Regions from separate parts of the Homo sapiens genome. Here region 2 is linked to region 1. Evidence: chromatin contacts called from ENCODE Hi-C or POLR2A ChIA-PET data. All regions are on one chromosome and are shown on one strand. The core of a region is the stretch at or near the end of the contact, and the rest is flanking DNA. Distances in the headings are between cores, read along the strand shown. Region 1 has its middle 98 kb from the start of LINC02608. Region 2 has its middle 42 kb from the start of MIR3122.

Region 1 (4,505 bases), core at 1,673-4,172:
ACGCACCCAGCCAACAAATATACTTTTAGAATGACCTGGAAGAACAATTTCAAATGTAGATTCTTGAATTACTTGGAGTCCTGCCCTGAAATGTGGTGGCACAGGACACGATGACTTCCTTCCTCTGCTTCCTTTCCTGCTTCTGGCTCTGTCCAAGGGACCTCATATGCAAGCCTGTGGATACTCCAGAATGTGGTCCAACCTCTGTCCACATGTCCTGCCAACAGCTGCCCCGAGGCCACCTCTCAGGCCCAGAGATCTCATGGTGGCAATGAGGCCATCCCTGAGGGGATGGGCCACAAAAACTCTGGGGGCAGGGTCAGAGAGGGCCAATGTCCAGAGTATTCTGGTGTCCCAGCTACCTGGAGCATGATCTAGAAGGGAAGGGGTGCTGGATGGCCACGTCTCCTTGGCCCTGAGGACCGTGCCTGCAGTGAGGAGAGACACAGCTGGAGGAAGCACAGTTCTCTGACTTTAATGCACATGTGAATCACCTGGGATCTTATTAAGTAGGTATGGGGTAGGGCCTGATATTCTGCATTTCTCCCAAGCTTCCAGGTGCTGTTGATGCTGCTGGTACAAGGGCCACACTTTGAATAATTAAGGTCTAAAGCAAAGGCCCAAGGCAGGGGTCCTTTTTACCTTGGCAGAGCAATACCATTAGCAAAAAAGGATGTGTTTGATAATTTAATTACTCCCATGGATAAAGTACCAATAGAACTTAGTACGCACTTAAAGTTACACAAAAACAATATATGTGCAACACAAATTTGAATGTAACACCAATGCCTACATGGAGAATTCTTTAGCACAACCAGGTGAGTCTCACAGCCTTTGGCCCTATAAGTTATCATGTTCTTCCCCTTCTTGCACCCTCTGACCCCTTCCTGTATGTGGTTCACCCTGCATGACTCACTGAGCAGGTACTGACATTTCTAGTAGTCTTCTTTTTTCCTTCTGCAGATCCTTACAAACGCATTTCTTACTTTTTTTTTTTTTGAGACGAAGTCTCACTCTGTTGCCTCAGCTGGCGTGCAGTGGCATGATCTCAGCTCACTGGAACCTCCACCTCCCATGTTCAAGCAATTCTCCATCCTCAGCCTCCAGAGTAGCTGGGATTATAGGTGTGCGCCACCATGCCCAGCTAATTTTTGCATTTTTCGTAGAGACAGAGTTCCACCATGTTGGCCAGGCTGGTCTCGAACTCCTGACCTCAGATGATCTGCCCGACTCGGCCTCCCAAAGTGCTGGGCCTATAGGTGTGAGTCACTGCGCCCGGCCGCATTTCTTATACTTATTCATCATTTACTATGCTCTTTTCTCTCATATGCTTCACCGTACTCACAGCACGTTAGTCCCGGCACTTTCCGCAACAGACTTGTTACTTTTCCAGGCCCTTTTGCCCTCAGCCCTGAAGCCCACTGGGCCCGGCTGGTGCTGGTGCTGCTTCTCTGGCAGCTGCTGCCTCCTGTCTCTGAGCTCCCTGATACTGGAAAGAACCCTCCCAAGGCTTCCTTCTGGCATGTGGAGGCATCTTCAGCCAATTCCATGTGGCAAGTGAATCTATTTATACCTTTTGGAAACCTCATCATTTGGGCAGGAAGTGACCAACTTCCTGGCAAAGAACTCCCAAGAACATCTTCCCAAAGGGAAAAGAGAGAAAACATATCTCTGACGTACATGTATGGTTTCCTCACTTTTAACTGGTCCTGCCCCAGCCCAGCGGTGCGCCTCCAGGCTGAAGAGCCTCTGCTAGGGACAGAAGCCCACCCTGGCTCAAGGACTTAGATGCAGCAGGTGTTTAGTCAGCCTTGATTGAATTGAGTTGAATTTCTTGTGGCTGGAAAACTGTTTCCTATTTATTTTCTTCTCCTGCCAATCCTTTCACAGGGCACTGTCAAATATTGGCCAATGCGGCTGGGTGCAGTGGCTCACACCTGTAATTCCAACACTTTGGAAGGCCGAGATGGGCAGATCACAAGGTCAGGAGATCGAGACCATCCTGGCTAACACGGTTAAACCCTGTCTCTACTAAAAATACTAAAGATCACCTTTTGAGGGCCGGGAGCAGTGGCTCACGCCTGTAATCTTAGCACTTTGGGAGGCTGAGGCGGGTAGATCATCTGAGGTCAGGAGTTTGAGACCAGCCTGGCCAACACGGTGAAACCCCGTCTCCCCATCTCTACTAAAAATACAAAAATTAGCTGGGCATGGTGGCAGGCCACCTGTAATCCCAGCTACCTGGGAGGTTGAAGCAGGAGAATCACTTGAACCCGGGAGGCGGAGGTTGCAGTGAGCTGAGATTGTGCCACTGCACTCCAGCCTGGGTGACAAGAGTGGGACTTCATCTCAAAAAAAAAAAATCACTTTTTGCTACAACTGAGGATTCAGTGTATGTCAGAATACTCACTGCTGACTCAAGGGGTTCACATTATGGGTACAGAGAGCGACGTAAACTTTCTTCTAGATAGAGGAGGAAATAATATGACATGGAGCCAGCACCCACCACCCCCACCCTAAACAAATCAACAAAAAAACTCCTGTGTTGACTGGAACACATGAGAACTTTGTCTCTAGAGTATGTAAGAGATGGCTTTAGGGGTCTATAAACAGGCCGTTTCTAGATGGTGATGTATTATAGAAGGACCGAAAACTGGTGCTGCCTCTATGAGTGCTGTAAATGCTGTGAGAACTTAATATTTTGGCAATGACTGCAGGTGAAATTACTGCTTACTTTGGTATCATTTTCAGTTTTACAATACATATTTTTTCAAATCTGCTACACCAAATTCTAATAGTCAAAGATGTGCCTCCAACACGAAAAGAAAAAAAAAAGATTAAGAACCACCACACTACTACCTTACAGGACTCAGCAGGACTAGCCCCAGGGACGAAACTGAAACAGGAGAGTTGGTCTCCAGAGAATACTTCCTTCTTCCTGCTACGACCTTCTTGCCTACTGTTGCTGGCTTCATCTCAACAATGCAGAAAGCTTACTGTTCAACCATTCTTTCTCCCAGGGTTAACGGTTTCAAGGTACAGTCCTGCTAATGTTAATGTGATTGGCCCTCCCTCACATTTAATGTTAATGTGATTGGCCCTCCCTCACATTTAATGTTAATGTGATTGGCCCTCCCTCACATTCACTGTACATTTTCATGATGGTTCTCTGGTGCTTGTTGGGGTAGACACTGACAGGTGAGGAAACCTTTGTGTGGGAAGCACTTCTGCACAGTTAAGGCCTCGGGACCCTCCTATTTTATCCTGGCGGGCTGGCTTTTTTCTCTATGCAAGTGGTGCTCACTACTGCTATTGGTCTGATGGACTGACCCGTTGACTGAATTTCTGGGTGACAAACGAAGGTCCAAGGTTGATTTTTTATTTTATTTTGAGACAGAGTCTCACTCTGTCACCCAGACTAGAGTAGCACAATCTCGGTTCACTGCAACCTCTGCCTCCTGGGCCCAAGCAATCCTCCTACCTCAGCCTTTCCAGTAGCTGGGACCACAGGTGTGTGCCACCATGCCTTCATTTTTTTTTTTTTTTTTAAATAAAGGCAAGGTCTCACTATGTTGCTGAGGCTGGTCTCAAACTCCTGGGCTCAAGCGATCCTCTTGCCTCAGCCTCCTAAAGTGCTGAGATTACAGGTGTGAGACACTGTGCCTGGCCAGTTTTCTTTATATTTACTCTGCTTGGAGATTATTGAGCTTCTTGTATGCGTGAGTTTATGGTTTTCATCAATTTGGGGAAATTTTCAGCCATTATTTTTTCAAAAAAAATTTCTTATTCCCCTCTTCTGGGACTTAAATTCCATGTTAAACTGCTTAATATTGTCTCTCAGGTAACTGAAGCTCACTCTCTTTACCTCTCTCTCTTTATTTTTTGTTTCTTTAGTTGTTTTTCTCTAGACAGTTTCTATTGCTATGTTTTCAATTTATTGATCTTTTCTTTTGCATCGTCCAATTTGTTCTTAATCCCATGCAGTATACTTTCCATTTCAAATGTATTTTTCATCTCTAGGAGTTTCGTTTGGATCTTTTTTGTATCTTCAGTTTATCCTTTCATTGTGTTCATGTTTTCTATCTATTTTTATTTTCTTTTTTGAGACAGAGTCTCTATCGCTCAGGCTGGAGTGCAGTGGTGGTGTCTCAGCTCACTGCAACCTCCGCCTCCGGGGTTCAAGCAATTCTCATGCCTCGGCCTTCCAAGTAGCTGGGATTACAGGTGCATGCCACCACGCCCAGCTAATTTTTGTATTTTTAATAGAGTCGGGACTTCACTGTATTGGCCAGTCTGGTCCCGAACTCCTGGCTTCAAGTGATCCACCCGCCTCTGCCTCCTGACCTCAAGTGATCCACCCGCCTCTGCCTCCTGACCTCAAGTGATCCACCCGCCTCTGCCTCCCGACCTCAAGTGATCCACCCGCCTCTGCCTCCTGACCTCAAGTGATCCACCCGCCTCTGCCTCCCAAAGTGCTGGGATTACAGTCGTGAGCCACCACACCT
Region 2 (4,347 bases), core at 892-3,391, 67 kb after region 1:
GAGATCTACAAATCCCCCAGACTCCATCAATGGGCTTTATAGGGTTTACAAACTTGCAGCCCCTCCTCACACTCTTATAAGCAACATTTTGTATATAAGCATCTTGTGAATTTTTCTGGGGTATGTGTCCTTAGATTTCAAAGAGTCTCAAAAATGTGGATAACCTCTAAACGTTAAGAAATCCTGCTCTGTCACCCAGGCTGGAGTGCAGTGGTGTGATCCTGGCTCACTGCAACCTCTGCCTCCTGGGTTCAAGTGATTCTCCTGCCTCAACCTCCCAAGCAGCTGAGACTACAGGACGTGCCACCATGCTGACTAATTTTTGTATTTTTAGCAGAGATGGGGTTTTGCCATTGTTGGCTAGGCTGGTCTTGAACTCCTGACCTCAAGTGATCTGCCTGTCTTGGCCTCCCAAAGTGCTGGGATTACAGGCGTGAGCCACTGTACCCAGCCTGTTTCTAACACTATTGCATTTAATCTGATAAATGAGTAAGACCCAGTTGTAGCCACAGAAAAACTAATGGAATTCAGAACACAGATCTCACCATTTTTATGCTTTAGACATTTTGCCTACAGGGAAGCCTGAAACCCTCTTGATTAATCAACGACAGAGAAAAACATAGAATGCTCTGACTGCAGGACAATTATCTCTGGGCACAATAGAATTCCACCCGGTTGGGCTTATCACAGAAAGGAATCTGTCAGAAAGTTCCCCCAGTGTAGTGATGACCATTACCCAACACAGTGATGTCCAGACTATCACATAGAAGAGGTCCACACCTGTGGTCATAAGTGGTTTGGGTCTTAGACTGGCACAAACCAGAGGTCAGCAGGTGGAGGATGGGCCAACTGACAGAGGCAGAGACTGTGGGGCTCTAATCACTGCTGTGCTATAAAGTTCTTATGACCATTCAGTGCAAACCACTCAATCTCATTGGATTCCAATTCCTTTACTTATTTATTTATTTATTTTGAGACGGAGTTTCGCTCTTGTTGCCCAGGCTGGAGTGCAATGGCGCAATCTTGGCTCACCGCAACCTCTTACTCCTGGTTTTAATCAATTCTCCTGCCTCAGCCACCGGAGTAGCTGGGATTACAGGCATGCGCCACCACGCCTGGCTAATTCTGTATTTTTAGTAGAGACGGGGTTTTTCCATGTTGGTCTCGAACTCCCGACTGCAGGTGATCCACCTGCCTTGGCCTCCCAAAGTGTTGGGATTACAGGCGTGAGCCACTGTTTCTGGCCCCAATTCCTTTATTTCATAAGCATATTTAATATGAGAGAAATTGAATTCCTAAGAAAAAATCCCAAGGAATCAATAGGATATACTTTTAAAGAAAAAGGTGGGTCAGCATATAGGAAATTAAGATATTAATGGCTACTCACCTAGAGCCCAGACTTGGGGGATCTGGATGGGTCTAAGGAAGACTGGAGATTTAAGGGAACCAGATCTACTATCCAAGAGCCATGAGTATCCCCAGGGCTGAGTCTGGTTCTATCTGTTTAGCAGAAATTAACCCAAAGGCTGGTCTCAAAGGTTCTCAGGGCCAGTTAGCTCAAGTTTCCAGAGCACTGTGCTCAAAGGATCACAAGTTTGACCTTTGTGATTATGCGACAACTAATGTCACTCTGTTTTCACATTAGACTGAGCCCTAGCTGTAGCCAGGAGCATCACTGGGGACACATGGAGGACTGGCTGGGAGAGTGTGAGTGGCATCCCTGCCTTTGGAAACCAGCTCAAAGTCCACTCTAGCTCAAACTGCTCACTTTAACAAACACCTCAAGTTTGTGTGTGTTCCGCATGTCACCATCATTTTAGGTAATTTTCAAAGAACAAGTGAGCAGCGAAAGAATACAAGGCTCACTCCTAAGGGACTTCAGGCTGAGGCACTAGCCCAGCTGGGATGACCAATGAGATTGACTCCTTCAAGAAGTAAGAACTCCTTTAAGAAGTAAAGACTCCATTCTCCCTGTCTTCGGTGAAGTCACATAACTCGTCTTTCTCACAGGGCCTGCCTCTCTGGGCACCTCAGCCAGTGCCTGCAGGGCTGGTTATCCAAGCTCACACTGAGAGCTGTCGCTGAGTGTCAGGCACACAGAACCAGAGGGCTGGGCCTTTGACAGCAGCTCCAAAAATAAGGTGCCAGGCCCTGCTTCTCACTTTCCCCTTGTGCCCTGTGAGCTGCTGGCATTGCCTTTGGAGCCATTACTCAGCAGGCTGAATGTAGCAGAAATAGGATGCTGCTTTGACTCAGGAGCCCAGATTCTTTCTCGGGCTGAGTCCTGCAAGCCTGTCTCTTGCACTGCAGTGGAGGGCCCTGGCAGGGCTATGTGGGGACATAACCTGGCCTCTCACTCTCACTTCCTGGCAGGGCAGTAATCCAGGACAGCGTTTTGCTGCTAACTATCCCTGGGCTTTTGCAGGTGTCTCTGTGCCCCTGGGCTGTACAGCACCAGCTATCTGGTGAACACCCTTTCCTTACCTCCTCCATTCTTTTCACACACACTCCTTCCCCCTTCTCATCCTAAATGAAAACCTGGCCTGCCACCAGGCCCCATCTCTCTTCCTCAGGGTCAGAACAGGCTGACATTCTCCAACCTCCTGACCCCAGCTTCTCCAGACCCCGGCTTCCCCACCCTTCTTGGGCACATCATCCTGTTTTACTGCTGGCTCAGTCCACTCAACTGTTCGCTGGTGTCCAGCACATTCTCTTGCCCTCCTCAGTGGCTTAACACCTGCCTTGTAGCTTTCATGACAACTTCCTCTTCTGTCACCTGTTTTTTTACTTTTCTGGTATCTTAGCTTCACTATTGTTTTCTAAAACCTACAAATAACATCTGCCCAACCTGTCATTCACTGTAACAAATATACTTTGGACATGGGCATCAGAATGGCCCATATCATACCAAATTCTTACAACCCTACTCTGACCACAAACATCTTAGCTTCTTTCTACCTGTCTGCTTCAGGTAATTCTTCCTCACCTGCTCACCCTTCCCAGAATCTCTTGCACCCTCCACATCCAGCCTGGATCCCTTGGCCTGCCGTTTCCAGGGTGCCCATGGGTCCCGCATACTTTCACTCTTCCCTGGGTCGCCTGTGCTGACTTCCCACCTTGGGTAATCCCTACCTCAGTTTTCTTTGGCTCTGCTCCCAGATTGCTGAGTGCAGCTGAAAACGTACAAGCTCTCTGTGGTGTTGGAGCCTTCAACAACCCATTCCATTAAGACCATGTGTGTCTGACTGTCTTCCCCACCATTTGCACTTCAAGGTAGGGACTTTAGCACCCCCAGGATAATCATAAAAAGTTAAAATGTAGTACACGACTGACACTTGCCTAGGCACCTTACATATATAGTAATTTATTTAATCCTCCGATGACAACAGAGAAAGCACTGTTATCACCTTTCCTGTTTTTCAGTGAGGACACTGGGGCTCAGAGAAATGAAGTAACTTGCATAAGGTCACAGGATCAGTAGATAGCAGAGTCAAGATTATGGTATCTGGGTGACACATTTATACTGTTCTCTTCTTAAGAGCTCTGTGGAAAGTTTGCTGACTTTCATCAGAGCTTCTGCTGCAGCTAGCAATCTTTTAAATCATCCCCAGTTCACTCTTAATTGGACGTATGTATATTTCTTTTTTTTTCTTTTTTGAGATGGAGTCTTGCTCTGTCGCCCAGGCTGGAGTGCAGTGGGGTGATCTTGGCTCACTGCAACCTCTGCCTCCCGGGTTCAAGTGATTCTCCTGCCTCAGCCTCCTGAGTAGCTGGGATTACAGGTGCGCATCACCATGCCCGGCTAATTTTTGTATTTTTAGTAGAGACGGGGGTTTCACCATGTTGGCCAGGCTGGTCTCAAACTCCTGACCTCGTGATCTGCCCGCTTTGGCCTCCCAAAGTGCTGGGATTACAGGCGTGAGCCACTGTACCCAGTGGATGTATGTATATTTCATTTCTGACTCTTTAATACTTCTGGTAAATTTAGACCAGAGATCATTGCTCTCTGGTCCCAGTGGGCATCTAGACTCTCAGGGCAACCTTCCATGCTCTTCTTCCTTGTGTTTGACTGAACTAGCTCCCAGATGAGCTTCCCTCAGGGCCCCATGTGCCACAACCCCAGATACCTCCACTGTTCAGCGGGGCTGTGCTGTCCCAGTTCCCATTCTCTAGGGAAGAGAGAAGACATTACAATTGTCATGATGGTTATTTAAAGTCATTTCCATGTCAACAGGCTTTGGAAGCTGGGACTTAAATCCCCCCTCTGCCACTCACTACCTTCCATGGGCAAATCACTTAAATTCAAAGAGATTTAGTTTCTTTCTCTCTTCTCCTCTCTCTCTTTCT

What was found. Hi-C counts contacts between places; a loop is a spot of excess contacts on that map. ChIA-PET counts read pairs that join two places held with the same protein, here RNA polymerase II (POLR2A). Pooled maps may share reads with other maps.
Region 2: a loop to region 1 is called in a map of naive thymus-derived CD4-positive, alpha-beta T cell, with 2.0 times the contacts of the local background. The contact joins two enhancer-like sites. A Hi-C loop is called at or near these places in 1 of 168 maps with a recorded cell type or tissue (naive thymus-derived CD4-positive, alpha-beta T cell) and 1 of 50 pooled maps. POLR2A ChIA-PET finds 5 or more read pairs at or near these places in 5 of 52 experiments (A673, AG04450, CD4-positive, alpha-beta T cell and 2 more).

The regions. Positions count from the first base shown.
Region 1 is chr1:212,185,193-212,189,697 of GRCh38, reverse strand. No RefSeq gene overlaps it. Among named protein-coding and RNA genes, the nearest start is that of LINC02608, 98 kb to the left of the region's middle. RefSeq lists enhancers at 2,687-2,746, 2,797-2,846, 2,797-3,091. Within about 2 kb of position 2,922, at least 4 of the 41 ENCODE cell types and tissues checked have a DNase peak (open chromatin) inside an H3K27ac peak, as active enhancers do.
Region 2 is chr1:212,117,450-212,121,796 of GRCh38, reverse strand. No RefSeq gene overlaps it. Among named protein-coding and RNA genes, the nearest start is that of MIR3122, 42 kb to the right of the region's middle. Within about 2 kb of position 2,141, at least 6 of the 41 ENCODE cell types and tissues checked have a DNase peak (open chromatin) inside an H3K27ac peak, as active enhancers do.